2 separate regions of the Homo sapiens genome follow, and region 1 is linked to region 2. Evidence: read pairs that join two places in POLR2A ChIA-PET (ENCODE). Cell type or tissue: MCF 10A. All regions are shown on one strand. Region 1 overlaps ADGRV1 (adhesion G protein-coupled receptor V1). Region 2 overlaps ADGRV1 (adhesion G protein-coupled receptor V1).

What was found. ChIA-PET counts read pairs that join two places held together with the same protein. Peaks named below come from ENCODE experiments on the same cell type or tissue, not always from the same donor. Only the 100,000 strongest peaks of a DNase experiment are listed, where the experiment ranks them.
Region 1: POLR2A ChIA-PET joins it to region 2 with 8 read pairs; 3 of 35 experiments call an interaction of 5 or more read pairs at or near these places.

What each region holds. Positions count from the first base shown.
Region 1 is chr5:90,953,005-90,958,004 of GRCh38, reverse strand. All of the region lies in intron 83 of ADGRV1 (adhesion G protein-coupled receptor V1), which reads right to left. Among named protein-coding and RNA genes, the nearest start is that of LUCAT1, 360 kb to the left of the region's middle. In MCF 10A, no CTCF peak of the experiment used is centred here; no DNase peak of the experiment used is centred here.
Region 2 is chr5:91,014,989-91,019,988 of GRCh38, reverse strand. The region is part of intron 85 of ADGRV1 (adhesion G protein-coupled receptor V1); the gene reads right to left. Among named protein-coding and RNA genes, the nearest start is that of LUCAT1, 300 kb to the left of the region's middle. In MCF 10A, no CTCF peak of the experiment used is centred here; DNase peaks (open chromatin) are centred at 2,498 and 2,828.

The DNA.
Region 1 (5,000 bases), 62 kb after region 2:
TATTAATTACATTGATTAATTTTTGAATTTTAAGTCATCCTTGCATTATTGGGATAGCTATCATTCTGTTGTGATATATTATCCTTTTGACTTGCTAACATTGTATTAAGAATATTTGCATCTATGTTTATGAAAGACATTGGTTGGTAGTATACTACTTCATATATAGCATGAAAACCTCACAATAACATACTTTACTATTTTCTCTCCTGATCTCCTGGCATATATTCTACTTTTATATATGTTGCAAACCTCACACTACTTTGCTATTATTTTTTCTTCAATAGTTAATTATCTTTAAAATAGATTGATACTAGGAAAAACTTCATATAGTAATATATATACACATATATTTATATATACATATATGTAAAATATATAACATATATAGTTAAAATATATACATATATGTTATATATATACTATATGTAATATATATATATATATAAACAGTTGAAATTAGAAAAAGGAAGCAAAATTAGCCCTCACTACAGAATTTTTATAGAGGTATTTTAATATGCTTTTATTTTTTCTCTTTTCTTTAAAAAGCCATCTTCTGAGAAACAGATCTTTATGAGTCATTAACACCAAGACTAGTCTTTTTCATCTGGTATACAGCCAAAGAAGTACTAATTTATTTTTATAAGAAATACAGCAACAATAATAATAGTTACCATTTAATGAATGGTTTTCATGTGCCAGGTACTGTGCTAAAGGCCCTAGAGATATTATTTCATCATATTTAAATAATATATGCAATTTAGAGATCACTTCTTTTTTATTGCATAGAGAAGGAAACTGAGGCTTAATAAAAGTAAATACATTTGCCAAGGGCACAGACCTAAGGAAAGACTTTTTTCCTGCTTAATTATGCTTAGTAGAGATTGCCTGGATGATGTGCCACTTGGAATAATGCCATACTTAGTTTCCTGCATTTTCTGTATCTTTTCTTCATTACCTTGTGCCCACATAGCATGTTTACTTTTTTTTTTCTGGGCTAGCATCTTTTTCACTAGTGTTTCTACTCAGTCCCTTAAGAGAATATTTAATTGTCAGGAATATTCTGTCAATACTAAATCTTAACATTTGCTGTTATTGATAGCATCTTAACATTACAGCTCTTTCCACAGATGTCACACAGTTATGCCTAAGATACAACAGATTCAGGACTTGAGCCAAGTCTGTTGACTCCAAAGCCTGTGCTTCTAACCACTTTTAATACTTAAAATAACCACTTAAAATCACCGATGCTAGCATGTACTCCAAAAATCACTAAAGCCACATACTCATACTTCCTGTTTGTATAGGAGATTCTCTAGAAGTACATAAAGTACCTTCATTTGAAGGAAGAACAACGAGTGCAAAGGCTGGCTGAAATATCAAGCTGAAACATCAAGATCATTTGAATATTACAAAGGTTGAACTAAATTTTACACGTAGATTTGGATTTTCAAAGTCACATTTCTCAGTTCTGTAATGACAGTTTACGAATTCTGTGGAAACAAAACAGTCTCTATATCTGGAGTGAACATAATTAAATTCTTTACATAGATAGCACACTAAGGTTTGTATTCTACTACTTTACTGATGGTACTGAGTCGTTACTCAGAAAATTCAGATTTTAGATAATTTTGTTGTTGTCATTATTGTTGTTGAACAATTAACTTGTGACAAAACCATGTTCATTTTTTCATTTTATTTTGGTAGTGGATACATGGCCAGAATCTGAATACAACTGATACATAGTCTGAATACAATTCAGACTCTACAGTCACTTCAAAATTGTACAGTAAACTTATTTGAAATATATAATGGGAAATTGCTGTTTTTGCTTCATAAGTTATCAATTGAAAATATTTTGATTCAACTTTCTTATGGAATTCCTTGGACTTAGATAAGCATACATATAAGCTGGAAAGGAAACCTTGTTAGATGGAATTGAAGAGAAACTGAGCAAGACTAATAAAATTCTATATAAATCTAACAATAGTGTTTATTAACTCACAGGCCATTGCCTAACCTTACTGTGCAACCTCCAAAGTTTATACTTTCTCTGCCTGACAACATAAAAGAAATTAATGTGTTTTCTCTAAGTGCAGTGACACTAGCTGTTTCTTATAAATTAAAAAAAATTGTTATTCCTCCCATTTTACATCGAGGATATGATTGCTTGTCCTTAATTATTGAGAGAGTTATCATTTCCCTGCTACATACACGTATATTTTTAACTACAGAGCAGAATTCCCAAATATTTTATCCAACATAAAGTTGACAGAGAAGCCAACATCAAAGACTACTTTTATTGCATAATTGCTTTAGTTAGAACACTTTCCCAAGTACAAAAGTGTTGCATGACCTATAAAAAGATAAAAAAAGAGGGGGAAAGTATTTCAATATGAGAGCATTTTACAAATCAGATCTTTTCATTCCTTTATCTAATCATTCATTCATTCCATCAACAAATATATTCTGTGTGCTTGCCACATGCCTGATTCCAGAGCCAAGGTTCTGTTATTTTAAATCACATTCTATTTCAGGTTGGGGGTTATTTTGAGAAGGCCTGGGATGTTTGAATAAACAAACATATAAAGGACTCTCTGCTTTGGGGCAGCAGGCCAGAAGTATAGACAATAAAATATACAGGTCTTTGGAATACAAAATTGGGAAATGCATTATTTTCAGACAGAAAGCAAGAAAAATATTATGATTTTGGTTTATTTGCTCATCAATGAGGAAGAAATGTGTCTGAGTCAGTTCGGGCTGTTATGACAAATGTTATTACAGAGACTGGGTAGCTTAAACAACAAACGTTTATTTATCATGGTTCTAGAGGATGGAAAGTCCAAGATCAAAGTGCCAGAAGATCTGGTGTCTGGTGAGGACCCACTTCCTGGTTTGCAGACGGTCATCGTCTCATTATGTCCTTACATGGCAGAGAACAGAGAGAGAAAAAGCGAGCTCTCTCTGGTCTTTTCTTCTAAGTGCACAAATCTCGGTCATGAGGGCTTCACTGTCATTACCTAATTACCTCCCAAATAAAGGCCCCATCTCCAAATACCATCACTCTGTTAGGCAACTGCTAAATGGCAGAAACAATGTTTGAGGAACATAAAGATTCAGTCCAAAGCAAATCAGAAACATAGCAACCAGTGTGTGCCATTAATTCACTCTAATTAATTACTCTGCTTCCTAAGCCACAAAACTACTATTAAGTAAATATCCTAGTAGGTAGAGGATTATATAGCACATAAATAACTTACTTGTTTACATGTCTCAAGTTAACCTATGGAAATATAAAATCATGACTAAACTCAACATTTTGGCCTAAATTGAATTATACTAGGAATAGAAATAATAAAAGAAAATGCAACATATGCACAAATATATCAAATGTTTATACTTTTTAGACTTTATGTTTATAGATAATGCATCATAGTCATAATTTGAGCAAGTACGAGAAAAGGTAAAGATGTTGAAAGGCAGTTATATTTTTCATAAAGTGACTTCCTTTATATGTCTTTAGGATTTTGTTCAAATGTTTTTACTTAAAATGTTCTATCTTGGTTTGATAGTATGGCATGCCTAAAAAGCAGCAGCTACTAACTCACCAGTTCTGTCTTTTCATATCTCATTCAGCTATTTAAAAAAGTGAATTAGTATTTTCTAACGTATAATAGAAAATATGCTAACCCATACAGATCCAACATTTAGTGAGCACATATATACAAATCAAAGCATTAGCAAAGTGCTTTAAGGGATACTAAATTTCATCCCCCACTCTCACCCACAGGCTTTTTAATCTTTATAAATAGGATGTTAAAAAAAAAAAAAAAAAGCAAGGCTGGGAAAAGCAGCCCAATATTTTACACAAGGTTTTACATGACATGTGGATATCTAATATATTTTGTTATCATTAAAAAGCCACGTTAGCTGAGTTACCCCTTAGTTACCTTAATATTTGTTTAAATATAGAAAGTCCTTTTTAATCACTATTGGTAATTATTTGATCAGTCCATTGGCATAGTTAAAATAAAGGAGTATAGCATAAATTTGATTAACATTTAAAAATAAAACACATGCCTACAGGTTTTTAAAGAAAACAGTTCCTATCTTTTATCTAGATTTTTAAGGAATGAAAAATGAAATAAATTTTCTACAACCATTACCATACTATTATGCTGTTCTTTGCACCATTTCCCCTTTAAGAATTATGCAAGAAAATTATAACAATTATTACAAAGAAATGGCACATATTAGTTTTATAATTATTTTCAATTCAAACTTTTACTTCAAATTACATTAAATACCTAAATTTTTATATGTTTTAAACTTTGAATTGTTTTTCTTCAAGAGCTGTTTTTATTTTGTGTGACTGTTAGAGAAGAAATATCAAGACATTTATGAATTGTTAAGAGTCTTCATTATCTGAGTAGGTCAGTTAAAAAACAAAACAAAACAAAAAACTCGCAAACTGATAAAAATAAACTAGATCCTTCAAAAAAATCCAGTATTACCAGAATTGGAGAAAGAAGCATATAAATTCCAGAACTGTCCTAAAATATTGAACGCTGTGGGAACACTGAGTAATATTTTGACTCAACTAAATGAGGAGGGAAGTAATCAACATTTATTGTATTCTTACAGTGTGGTAGGCTTTCTGTGATTTCTACAGATAGGTTATTTCATTTTAATCCCTATAATAGTCTTATAATGTTATTGTCCCTGTGTGATAGCAAAGGTAACAAAGGTCTGACAGCTAACCAATGACAAAACTTGCATTGGGCTTACCTGACCTCAGCTCAGTTCTCTTTTTGCTATTCTCTGCTGCCATTATGCTGCTTTACGAAAACTTCTGAAACTCAAACAAGGGCTATCATGAGTTCTTTGAATTAATGGAGATGCAATTGAGATTTTTTCACATGGCTTTCAAAAATATTTCTGTTAATACCAGTGTTCCCGTACACTTGGTCCAAGCTAACCAATGAACCTCACTGGTGAGT
Region 2 (5,000 bases):
CAATTATTGGGTGAAAATTTTAACATTCTAGCTGCTCAAACAATTATACAGGGAGAAAGCATGAGACCTGGGGGTGGAAGACAGACAGAGAGTAGGAAATAGTTAAACAAATGTATGAAAAATGTTCTGCACCAGAATAATTAGATTTCGCTCTACATATATTTAAATAATCATAGTGAATCTGAAGAGCTAACGATGTGGAGAAATAGAAAATAATCATTTTTTAAGGGTCATGTGCTCAGATAGCAGTATTTTCACTAACAACCAGTTTGTTTGAATGACATCTATCACCGAAATCCCAGGAATTTAAGGATTAAAAAATAATTACAAAACAGTTTCCAAGTCATCAGACTTTTATGAAAAAAGAGGGATCAAGTGGCATCATATCCATTTTTTTCCCACAGAAGAGAAATAACCAAGTAAATTAATGTACAGCAATGTTCAAAGCTATTACATCTGTTGCTGTTAGCCAAGGGCAAGAAGAGCTGTCTTAATGTTGGTCTCACTTTGCTCTAAAGTATAACAGACTCATCAAATAGTATAAGTCTTAAGGTAAGAAAAAGTGGTTAAAGGTGTTCTGGCTAAAATGATCATCCATACCAGATTAAAGGAGACAACAATCACAAAGGTGAATGCACAAAAAGCCCACTGCTACTTTCCTTACTACTTACTAATTATGGTGTACCTGTGTAACAGACATAGATGCTAGTTGCCAGTACATTTATTCCCTGTTCTTCTGGTAACAGCAGTTTAGAATTTCCTTTGAAATTCATGTGATTTCATCATAACTGACCTCATCTTCCCTGCTTTTGCTCTAGCCATGGGCATATGACCTGGATAATCAATGTTATCTGCTCTCCTAGCCACAATGATAAGTTCAGGCGTGGATATTGAATCCATGCAGCCAACAGGACTCCTATTTAGAACTTCTGTTGGAACTGTTGAAAAGAGAAACTATCTTTCTTCTGGACTGGTAGGCTGAAAGGATGAGAACCTGAAGCCACCAGCCATTATGTTGCCACCCTGAGGGAGGCATCTTACAGTGATGAAATGACCGATTTCTATAACACCGGCTCAACACCTAGATGGTGAAAGTCAGAATGCTGTGACATCTTGAACCTCTGAATTCAGCAATGATTGAAGCCAGTCATTCGCCAACTTACTTAAGCTTTAAGGCTTAAGCCATGGCAGTTTACACTGGATTTCTGTCATTTGTATTAGCATGAATCCTAAGTTTGCTTCATCAAATATAGGGATATTTATTTATTGAATCAGTATAACTCTGCTTTAGAAGACAGCTTCATAAAGGAATCCAAATGTGACTATTTAACAAAAGGATTTAAGATTAATTTCTTAATTTATTTGTATGAATGTCCAGTTGCATTTTCCCCTTTAGCTGACTTAGGGCAAACATGGTATGCAAGACCTACAAGTTTCTTCTTTTTAGAAATGCAAAAGTTGCCTTTCACACCTAAGAACCCAAAGCAAACACTACTTGAGGTCAAGATACTGTGTAACATAAATCTCAGCTTTTCTTTCAACACTTCTCTTGAAGAGGCTCTGCCAAAACCTCTCTCCCACTATGCTGCTATGTAAATCTCCCATATCCAGTTTACCAAAGGCATCTCCCATGGAATCTCTGGCCAGGTCCCGGGACAGCAGAAGGAACTGTTTGAGAAATTCATCTGGAGCTGAGCTGTCTGGAGCTTCAGTTAACTCCACATATTTAAGGGCAGGGAGAATTGCAGTCTAGGAAGACCCCCTGGGATTGCCTGTAGGACATTCATCTTTCAGAACAGACAAGGTCAGAAGAGAGAAAAGATGCTCAGAGACTTTCAGAAAAGGTATTTCCTTCCCTTTCAGAACCAGGTTCTTTATTAGGTCTCTGTATATCATTTTCTTTTTCTAAGTGAATATAGAAGATCCAGCATGTACTTGTTAAAAACATAGTAGGGTAGATTATGAATACTCTCAATATAATATATTTGTTTTACATTCTTTCAGAATATCATATATACTTTATACTGCTGAATATATAAAATTATAGTTTTCTGTTAACAATTTAGTTATGTTGACTGATTGGAAGTGATTCTTTTTCTTCTAGGTCCATAGCTTTCAAACCTCAATCTGCATTAGAATCCTCTGAGGACTTGTTCAAAGTGCTGACACCCAGGGCCCACACTAGACCTGAGAAATAAGAATCTCTGTAGGAGACTAGAAATCGAAATTTTCTAGTGATACAAGTCACCTGGAAACCACACACTGGAAAACATTGTCCTGGGGGTAAATTCACATCCAAGGGCATACATACATTTGTACCTTATAACTCTACTTAACAACAATTCACATCACTGGTGACATGTCTACATCTTGATGCTTTTATCATAAAATCCTATTTACCAAGAGGCACAGCACAGAGTTCCAAAGAGCATGTAATAATTGCTCTGACTGGTTGTTTTGCCTGCAATCACCCCCTGTATTCATGCCACGGGAGGATAAAGTGTTCCTGACTCACTGCTGAAGTAACAGCACAATATAAACAACTTGAGCTCTCCTTCAGATAGGAAAGCAAAAGACATTTCATAGACCCCCACAGATCCACTGGTACATTTTAAATGGAAAATTTATCATTTTTTTTTTGGTGCTTATTTTATACTTTCATTTTGAACATGGAATTACAAAGAAGTACTTGCTGTATTATCTTTCACATTAGAATACATTCTGCCAATTGTGGTCCAAATGTAGTTCATGTGGTTTGGCGGCTGGTCAATCAGTATTGCAAGACAGAACAGCACCTCTTAATGAAAAATATGTCAAAATTGAAAGTTTAGCAATAGTAGATTGAACAAGGCTCTTCATGAGTCACATATATCCATTTTGAAAGCCATGCTTGTAGTAAGTCATGTTTGAAATGTGTGTCAATTCTTGTGGACTGCTTGGTACTACTGAGTGCAATGGAACAATGATTTCATAAACGGTTCTCCCATTGGAACTCTTCAGTTTATATCCTGAATATCCCTACGTCTTCCAATCATATTACAGTCTAGATCAATGTTAAAGTTCTCTTCTCTGTTTCTCTGTTCCCTCATTAGCTTCCCTTTTCATCCCTGTACTTTCTCTTTTTACTAACACCAAGGATTAATATCAGGGACTACTTTTATTACTGTATCTCTAGTGTCTACTAGAGCAATTGGCACATAGAAGGTGCTTAAAAAATATTTATTGAATTGATGAACAACAAAAAAATGAACTAAATGACTTTCTTTTCTTTGGTCACATTATCTTTTATTCCATTTTAACTTAGTCTATATCCTCAAGCTGGAGCAGGTGAGCGTCATCTCTGATTTTCACCATTTGCCACAGGATACCTAAAATTCATCAATCTGACCTTTGGTAGGCTTATAGGATTGCATGTCTGTTTCTTCTACTAATGATGCAGAGGACAGTGAATGGTTTTCATGAAATATTGGCCAGCATTTCCCCTACCTCCAAAGTCCAGAGGTTTTCTTTGTAATCAATAATCAGCTTAAGGAAATTAAGACAGAAAAAGAGACCAGGTAAATGACCTGGGTCACAAGTAATTTTTCTCTGCATTTGTTCACATGTGTGTGAAGCTTGCAGGGACTGAGAACTAGGATGGGGGCTAGAGTGTGTAAGAACAAGGACCCTCCAGGGTCTGGTAATTTCTAAAGAACTTCCTACCACACAATACCTGAAACCAGATAATGAATAAATCCTTAAAAAACACAAGATATTGTTTGTCATTGTTAAGGCATGGCATGGTCCAAATTAGCCAATTAAAGGCTGATTAATAATTTAAAAAATATAAAAATCTTCAACTAAAATTTCACATCCAGCCAAATTAAGCTTCCTACATAAAGGAGAAATAAGATCTTTTTCAAATAAGCAAATGTTGAGGGAGTTCATTACCATCAGACCTGCCTTACAAGAGATCTTGAAAGGAGCACTAAATAGAGAAAGACTGTTACCAGCTAATACAAAACACACTTAAATACACAGATCAGTGACACTATAAAGCAACTTCACGAACAAGCCAGCATAATAACCAGCTAACACCACAATGACAGGACCAAATCCAAACATATCAATAATAACCTTGAATGTAAACAAGCTAAATGCCCCATTTAAAAGGCACAGTGGCAAACCAGATAAAAAAGCAAGCCCCAATTGTACGCTGTCATCTCACACATAATGACACCCATTGGCTCAAAATAGAGAGATGGAAGAAAATCTACCAAGCAAATGGAAAACAGAAAAAAGCAGAAGTTGCGATTCTAATTTCAGACAAAACAGACTTTAAACAAACAAAGACTAAAAAACACAAATAAGGGCATTAAATATTGGTAAAGGGTTTAATTCACCTAAAGGACCTAACTATCCTAAATATATATGCACCCAACACAGGAGCACCTAGGTTCATAAGACAAGTTCTTAGAAACCTACAAAGAGACATAGACTCCCGCACAACAATAATGGGAGACTTCAACATTCCACTGACAGTATTAGATAGACCATTGAGGCAGAAAATTAACAAAGATATTCGGGACCTGAACTCAAAGTTGGACCAAATGGATTTGCTAGACCTCTACAGAACTCTCCACCCAAAAACAACAAAATATACATTCTTCTCATCGCCACATGGCACATACTTTAAAATCTACCACATAATTGGACATAAAACAATCATCAGTAAATGCAAAAGAACCACAATCATACCAAACACACTCTCAAACCACAGTGCAGTAAAAACAGAAGTCAAGACTAAGACAATTGCTCAAAACCATGCAATTACATGCAGATTAAACAATATGCTCCTAAATGATTTTTGGGTAAAAAAATGAAATTAACAGAGAAATCAAGAAGTTCTTCAAAACTAACGAGAACAAAGATACAAAATGCCAGAAACTCTGAGACACAGGTAAGGTAGTGTTAAGAGGGAAATTCATAGCACTAAATGCCCACATCAAAAAGTTAGATAG